Regions from separate parts of the Mus musculus genome. Here region 1 is linked to region 2. A link is a contact called in ENCODE POLR2A ChIA-PET data. All regions are on one chromosome and are shown on one strand. The core of a region is the stretch at or near the end of the contact, and the rest is flanking DNA. Distances in the headings are between cores, read along the strand shown.

Region 1 (3,565 bases), core at 194-2,693, 85 kb before region 2:
GCTGGCCTTGAACTCAGAGATGCACCTGCCTGTGGCGTGCAGGGATTAAAGGAATGCACCATCACACCGGCTTCATATGCCTTTGATGACTGCTCTCCTGAAGAGCTACCATCTATCTATGTGAGCTTAACCCAAGGCCTTTTGTTTGTTTGTTTGGGCTGGAGAATACTTGGTCTTGCCATGACCTGTTTGTTAGCATTTTAATTTTGTTATGAAAGCACAAGAAGCGAGAACAACAACAACAACAAAACCAGCAAAACAGGAATCAACATATTAGATGCCAGAAGAGCCATCACCTGAGTAGAACTATGAAAAAGTTATCAATCACAGCAGGACAAGGCAGTGTGATGAGTTATATGGTGCCAATGAGAGGAAGTAATAGTAAAGTCTCTTTCTTACAAGTTAATTAGCAGGATGCCTAGTCTTATCATCACTTGGAATCGTGAAATATTGTGGCCCTAAGAGAACGTGGGTGAAAATAATGTTCTTGTTAATCAGAGCTAGGAAAAGGGGTAGTGAACGCAAAAGATCCCAGCAACTAGACCTATTTTAAAGCGACATCGACGAACTAATGCCTTAAGTCTACTTGGAGGCCAGAAAAAATACATGCTCATGAGTATCGGCTGGTGATCTGTCTTTAAGAGCAAAGACTGTCGAAAGTAGAAAGACTGCTGAAAATGAATGATGGGAAACCACCTAGTATTTTAAAAAGTGAGGTGGATTACGAAGCAGAACTTCAATCCAAAGAAAAGATCGTTATGGAGAGGAGGGGTGAGAGTGGTCCTGACTGGCTGAAGCCGTGGGAAGGCGGGATGCTGAGGTGAAACCTCTGACTCAAGCTTTGAAGATAAACCCCGAGAGCGGCGGGCGGGAGAGGAGCCGAGCTTCGACGTGGCCCCGGGATTCCCTCACCTTGGCCTTGTAGCTGGGCAGGTTGCAGAGGATGTCCGTGCGCAGAGCCTCTTCTGCTAGGCTGCGGGCGCACAGGCTCCGCCACACCTCGCTGTTCTCGTCGCCGTGGAGGCAGCGGTACCAGTGCTTGCAAACCAGGGCGCAGCTCCGCAGCTCGGACAGCTCCAGGTAGGAGAACACCAACTCCAGCACCCGGCTGGGCAACCGGCCGCCGACCCCGGAGGACCCCGAGCCCGCGCTGGCGCCGCCGCCGGCACCGGCGCCGCCACCACTAGCGCCGCCCGAGGCTGCCCCAGCCCCCGGGCCCGGCGCCGCCATCGCCTCACCAGCCGGCCCGAGGGCCGCCGCCGCCGCCGCTTCGCCCCGTCTCGGCGCGGGAGGCCAAGCCTCGCCTACAGCCGCGAGCGGCTCGCTCACCGCCCCTTTCAGCGCCAGCCGCTCGCGCCTCCACCGCTCCCGCCCCTGCCCCGGGGCGTCCGCTGCGCGCCCCGCCTCACTGAGGGCAGATGGCGCGAGCCGCTCGGGTTCCCGCCCCTCGGAGCCGCTCAGCGCGGGCGCCGGAACCGCCCGCCTCGCCCGGCCTGCCCGCGACGCGCCCCGGGATCCGCCATGCGAGTTGAGGGCAAGAAGCAAGGGCGCACGCCCAGCTCGCCCGCCGCGCCTCTCTGCCCGGAAGTGACTGTTCGGCAGAGGCGCCTCGCTCCCTAAAGCTTGATGGGATTGGATGCTGCGTGTGAGGTCATCGCTCGGCGCCACCGGGAACGGGAAGCCCAGGTATGAGGCTGTTGGCCAGCGGGGTTCGGATCTGTTCGCAAGTGCTTTTTTTCTGTTTTTCCTCTAATGGCCTTGACTCGGCTCTCCTTGGCCTCTCTTCCTACGGAGTTTCCCGTCTCACTTGGTTTCTGCTCCCTCTCTAACTTTGTTCACGACACTTCCCTTTTTTGCTAGCCAATTCTTAGATCCTTCACCTTCAGGTCGCTTGGATCAATTTCCTTTCCCTTTGCGCAGTTGAGGACCTCTTGTCGTGGTCAGGTTAGATCCATTTTATTATATTTTATTTTTTTTTACCTTGAGAAATTGACATCTTCTTTTCCTGGCTAGCGCCGTAGGGGACTCACCAGAACCCATTCTCAAAGTAAGGTGGCTAAACCTGAGCAACCCTCGTAAATACGCAGGTTTTATTATATTTGAGATTAAATAAACAAGTGTAGGTAATCTCAAAGTGTCATTTGAATACTAAGTGTCACAATCTTTTTGGACAAAATATAGTGTGTTCAGTAAAAAGTAGTAGTAAAAAGATTAAGAAAAACGTGTTGTTGTTGGGTTTTTTTGTTTTGTTTTGTTTGGTAATTTGTTAATCCCTAGAATGAGGTAAGGTGGAAACATAAAGATGATTTCCTGGGAGGAAAAGAACCTAGCATTATTTAGTTATGCTATTTTAAAGAGCATTTAGAAAAAGAATAATAGAGACTGGAGTGATGGCTGAGCAGTTAAGAGCACTTTCTGCTCTTGTAGAGGACCTAGGTTCGTTCCTAGCACCCATATGGGTGCTCAAGGCTTAACCTGAGTTGTAGCTTAAGTTCAAGGGGAGCCAAACCCTCTTCTGGCTTCGGGAATGACTGAGCTGTACACACATACATGCTATACACATAAAATAAAGTAAAAGAACTACAGTGTGAGCCAGGCATAGATGAGATCTTTTAATCTGACTTTTTTTTATATATAATTCTCAACGCAGCTCTATGAAGTGATTATTATAATAATAGGGCTCACAGACTCAGGCATCAAGTCCAGTGTCATGCAATTTTTATGTAGTAAACCTTGCCTGAGATCCACCTATGTGTAATTAACTTCCTGGTTTTTAGTAAAAACAAATGAACAGCAGCTGCTTCCCTACCCTGGTATAATTACATGCTTATGATTTGCTAATCCCTTCCTCAAGATGTCTTGCACCAAGTAACCCAAATTCTTGTCTGTTGTGGTCATGCTAATGCCACAGTCTTCTGGTTGTTTTGGTTGTCACTTAGTTTCTCCACATCAGGACTAACTTTAGTCCAAAGCTATGAAGGAGCGTTGACTCACACATTATAATAATGGCCTCTCTCTTCATGGCTCCTGAATGTTGAACCAAATTTTGTCTGAATGACAGTTACATTTCCTTTAAATTTTGTGGCTCTGAAAAGAAAGTAAAGAACTATAGAGAATGGTTAGATTGAAAGGCATAGGCAGAGCACCATGGTACAAAGAGTCTATAGCTCCAGCTACTTAGGAGCCTCAGGTGAGAGGATCACATGAGCCATGAGGCTGGGACCAAACTGGGCAAGAAGACAGATTCAGACAGTTTCTGATCACACTCGCTTTCTCCCCTATCCCCCAGGCTTGTACATATAGATAGTAGAAATTAATGAATAAAGGTATGGCTGAAAAAAACACTGAAAAAAAAACATAAAGGTAGAGATAATCCAGTTATCAAATACTTTATCCTTTATCTTACCTTTTTTTTTTTGCTCATTTTTTTTTGTTTTTTTTTTAAGATTTATTTAATTACTTATTTATTATATGTAAGTACACTGTAGCTGTCTTCAGAAACCCCAGAAGAGGGCATCAGATCTCATGGATGGTTGTGAGCCACCATGTGGTTGTGGGATTTGAA
Region 2 (3,963 bases), core at 1,314-3,813:
CAATTAGTGGTGTTATCCAGCAAGGAGCCCTGAGTGCTATAAAACGGATCTGCCAGGCGAGATATCCACTGGGGCATTACTGGTATGAAGGTCATGGGGGAAACCACTTGATTTCTGACTAGAGGCTTGCTTCATGGGGAGGAAAGTATGTAATGTAAACTTGGTCAAAAACTTAGGAAGTCATATAGGGCTTATTGGGGAATCGACTACTGTCGTTTTGCTAAATGAACATATTTTCTTTCTTTTTTTCCAGACAAGAGTTTCTCTGTGTAGCCCTGGCTGTCCTGGAACTCACTGTGTAGAGCAGGCTGGCCTCGAACTCATAGAGATGCAACTGCTCCTTCCTCCTGAGCACTGGGATTAAACACTAGCTGCCACCGACCAGCCTAGATATACTTTCAAACTCCCTTCTAAATACTTATCTATGTACATTAATAAGTTCTGCCCTCAGCCTTGGCCAGAGAAGCTTTCTTTCCACGGTGGTGGCCTAACCAGTGATGAATACAAACACTTGAAACTGGTCAAGCGAGCCGTGTAGTGGCGCACGCCTTTAATCCCAGCACCAGGGAGGCAGAGGCAGGCGGATTTCTGAGTTCGAGGCCACCCTGGTCTACAGAGTGAGTTCCAGGACAGCCAGGGCTACACAGAGAAACCCTATCTCAAAAAAAAAAAAAAAAAAAAAGAAAGAAAGAAAGAAAGAAAAAAAAAAAGAAACTGGTCAAGAACTGAAAGTGACTATTGAGTGCTCAGCCCTAACTGTGGCATCTATGTTAACCTCATCAAGGCTCAGGGAAAGACAAGGAGAGGGCAGAGAGAACATAAGAGTCGGAGGATGGGAGAGGGGCTGTCTCTAGGACATGGCAAGGCTGCTACACTCAAGAACTCACTGCAGTTACGGTTACCCACCCAAGATCAAGCTGGTAAGAGGCAGCCATCCAGGAGGTAGCATTCATGGATTAGGCTCAATGGAGTTGATGTGGGGGTGGGGGCACGTGAAAGTGGGAGGGATGTGTAAGAATGTCCAGGGGAAAATGAGTAAGGAGGTAGAGGTGGATATGATCAAGATACCCGATAAACATATATGAAACCATCAAAGTATAAATAAAAACTATCCTAAATAACTGAAATTGGTCAGGATTTCTATTGTTGTCATGAAACACCTTGGCCATAAAGCAAGTTGGGGAGGAAAGGGTTTATTTGGCTTATACTTCTACATTGCTGTTAACCACTGAAAAAACAGGGCAGGAACCTGGAGGCAGGAGCTGAGGTAGAGGCCATGGAGGGGTGCTGTTAACTGGTTTGCTTCCCATGGTGTGCTAGCCTGCTTGCTTATAAAAGCAGGGACCACCAGTCCAGGCATGGCACCGCCCATAGGCGGGCCCACTTTCACTGGTCACTCACTGAGAAAATACAGCTGGATCTCATGGAGGCTTTTCCTCCCCTGAGGCTCCTTTTTCTCTCACGACTCTAGCTTGTGTCAAGTTGACACACCAGCAATGCAATAAGTATTTAGAATTGTGCAAGTTACACACTATTACCTTATTTAAAAATAAAGTATGAAAACTAAGCTAAATGCCCCTTTCTTTTTTCTTTCTTTTGTTTTTTTAAAGATTTATTTATTTAAATGTAAGTACACTGTAGCTGTCTTCAGACATTCTAGAAAAGGGCATCAGACCTCATTACGGATGGTTGTGAGCCACCATGTAGTTGCTGGGATTTGAACTGAGGACCTTGGGAAGAGCAGTCAGTGCTCTCAACTGCCGAGTCATCTCATCAGCCCTCCTAATGCCCCTTTCATCATGTTTTTTTTTCGAGACAGAGTTTTTCTGTGTAGCCCTGGCTGTCCTTGTCATTCTGTAGACCAAGCTGGCCTCAAACTCAGAAATCCGCCTGCCTCAGTCTCCCAAGTGCTGGGATTAAAGGAATGTGCCACCACTGCCCGGCTCATCAAGTTCTTTTTTAGTTGTAACTATTATCGGTGTTTTCAGGACCACTTTCCAGTGTTCTCTTTATTTTATTTACTGTATCTGCATATATCTTTGTTTAAGGATAAAAAACAACTCCCCCCCCAAAAAACCTCCCGATTTAATATCTTTAGAAAGTAAGAATGAGCCTGGGGGGAGATATACTGAGACATTTGTTGAAGAAAAACAGAGCGAACAATCATTTACTAAAGTCTACTATAGACTGGTTCATTTTTTACTAAGCTATTAACTTACACTTTAGAATTTAAGAAACGTCACATAAAACCAAACAAAATACCTACTTTATGTGAAACCCTGAGCGTTTCATCAAGAGTTTGGTATTTCAGGTCTGAAGATTCTTTGGGATGTTGGGATTCAATGCGGTACTTAGGAGGATATCTCCGGAATTCAGAGAAGGCACCAAATGTTTCAAAGAATAGCTACCAGCCAGCAGCACAGGCTTCAAACCAAAGCGGCGGCTCGCGGAGAGTACGCCTGCGCAAAACGCGCACAGACAGGGAGAGGGCGGAGCTTCGGGCCTGCCAGTGCGCCTGCGCACAGCACGCCGCGGAGTGGGGGAGGGAGCCCCGTGTGTGTCTGTGTTGTTGTTCCGCGGCGGCGGCGGCGGCGGTAAGATGGCTGCCCACGGGGGCTCCGCGGCGTCGTCGGCGCTGAAGGGGTTAATCCAGCAGTTCACCGCCATCACCGGTAAGAGACGCGGTTACGGGAAGGTGAAGAGTCGGCTACGGGGAGGCTGTCGGGGCTGTCCCGGGCTTCGCCTCACCTTGGTGCATTCCTCACTCGGGCTCTCCCCTCAGCTCCTGCCCTCTCCTGAGGCACAGGCGACGACGGCGGCGGCGGCCGGGGTCTGCGGTTCAGGCGGGAGGCAGGTTTCCCCCGCCCCCACCCCGCGCGTGCCCCTCAGTCCCTGGATTCGGTCTCCCCTTATTCCCAGACAGGCCCCCCACGCCCCCAGCCGGTCCAGTACAGGGGATGGGCCGAGCCCGCGGTGCCAGGGGCCCGGGACCTGCGGGCCGGAGGAGTAGGGGGCCGCACCCGGGCCACCGCCCTCTTCCTCCCTCATCACCTCCTCTCGGTATCGTGCTGCCCGCGGACCAGGCGGTGCAGTCCGTTCCCCCCATGCCATCCTCTCTTCCCGGCCAGGTCATCGTCCCTGTCCCTCGGCCCCGGCCTACCCTTCCCCTCGCTGGGCCCCCCCGGAGCCTTGGCGGTGGCCCTGCCGTGTGAGGGCCGTCTCGCTTTAACGGTGAGGCGGGTGGGTTCTGCTGCGCCTTCACACATCCCGGGGGACTTGCCGCCGGGAACAAGGGGTGCGGAGGGGCACCTTAGGGACCGAGGGTTTCACATAGGAATAGGGGGGGGGGGAACCCTGAGCTTAGTGTGTGTGTGAGGCCTAAAGTAATCCTGGGTGGCCTTTCCCACCTCCTCATAATAAAACCAAACATCGAGACGATGGCGCCCGAGTCTTTGCTGATAAAATGGGGATGGCGGCAGAAACTTCTTGCAGAGAAATCTGTTTCTAGGTGTCAGTATCCGTGAAACCTTAGGCCTAGGTTTCTCTTTCCCTTCGGACCCCGACGAAGGGCAAACGCAGGTTCTCTTACCCGCCGGGAGGAAAGACTTTAAGCCATTCTGTGAATGCGCTATGTCTTGTTTCTCTCCGATGGTGCTGAACTTTTTTTGCATGAGTTATTAGAGGGCGGAGCAAATGATGAAGTTCTCTGTGGAGTGATTTGAGAGAACAGTACTCCATGTGCCTGAGTGTGATTTTGCTGTTCTAGTTTGTCATTTTGAAAAGAGGTCAGAAAGTTAGTTCCCCCTCTCAACAGGACTATCCTTTCTTTGATAATAATTTGTTTGATGCGGAGAATATTTCTAGTTTGTGTTCTTTTTTTCTAGTTTGTGTTCTTGAGTCTGACGTGTAAGATCTTTATTTTAACCAATACATGCTATTTGCAGTTTTATAATTGAAGCTAGT

What was found. ChIA-PET counts read pairs that join two places held with the same protein, here RNA polymerase II (POLR2A).
Region 1: POLR2A ChIA-PET joins it to region 2 with 10 read pairs in Patski. The contact joins the promoter of Fbxo45 here to the promoter of Ubxn7 in region 2. POLR2A ChIA-PET finds 5 or more read pairs at or near these places in 2 of 5 experiments (Patski and embryonic stem cell).

The regions. Positions count from the first base shown.
Region 1 is chr16:32,245,582-32,249,146 of GRCm38, forward strand. It overlaps Fbxo45 (F-box protein 45), which reads right to left and starts at 1,444. Exons shown (of 3, transcript NM_173439.2): 1 at 913-1,444. The coding sequence starts at 1,230. It overlaps Wdr53 (WD repeat domain 53), which reads left to right and starts at 1,646. Exons shown (of 3, transcript NM_001185162.1): 1 at 1,646-1,686.
Region 2 is chr16:32,329,689-32,333,651 of GRCm38, forward strand. Ubxn7 (UBX domain protein 7) reads left to right here and starts at 2,564. Exons shown (of 11, transcript NM_177633.4): 1 at 2,564-2,672. The coding sequence starts at 2,600.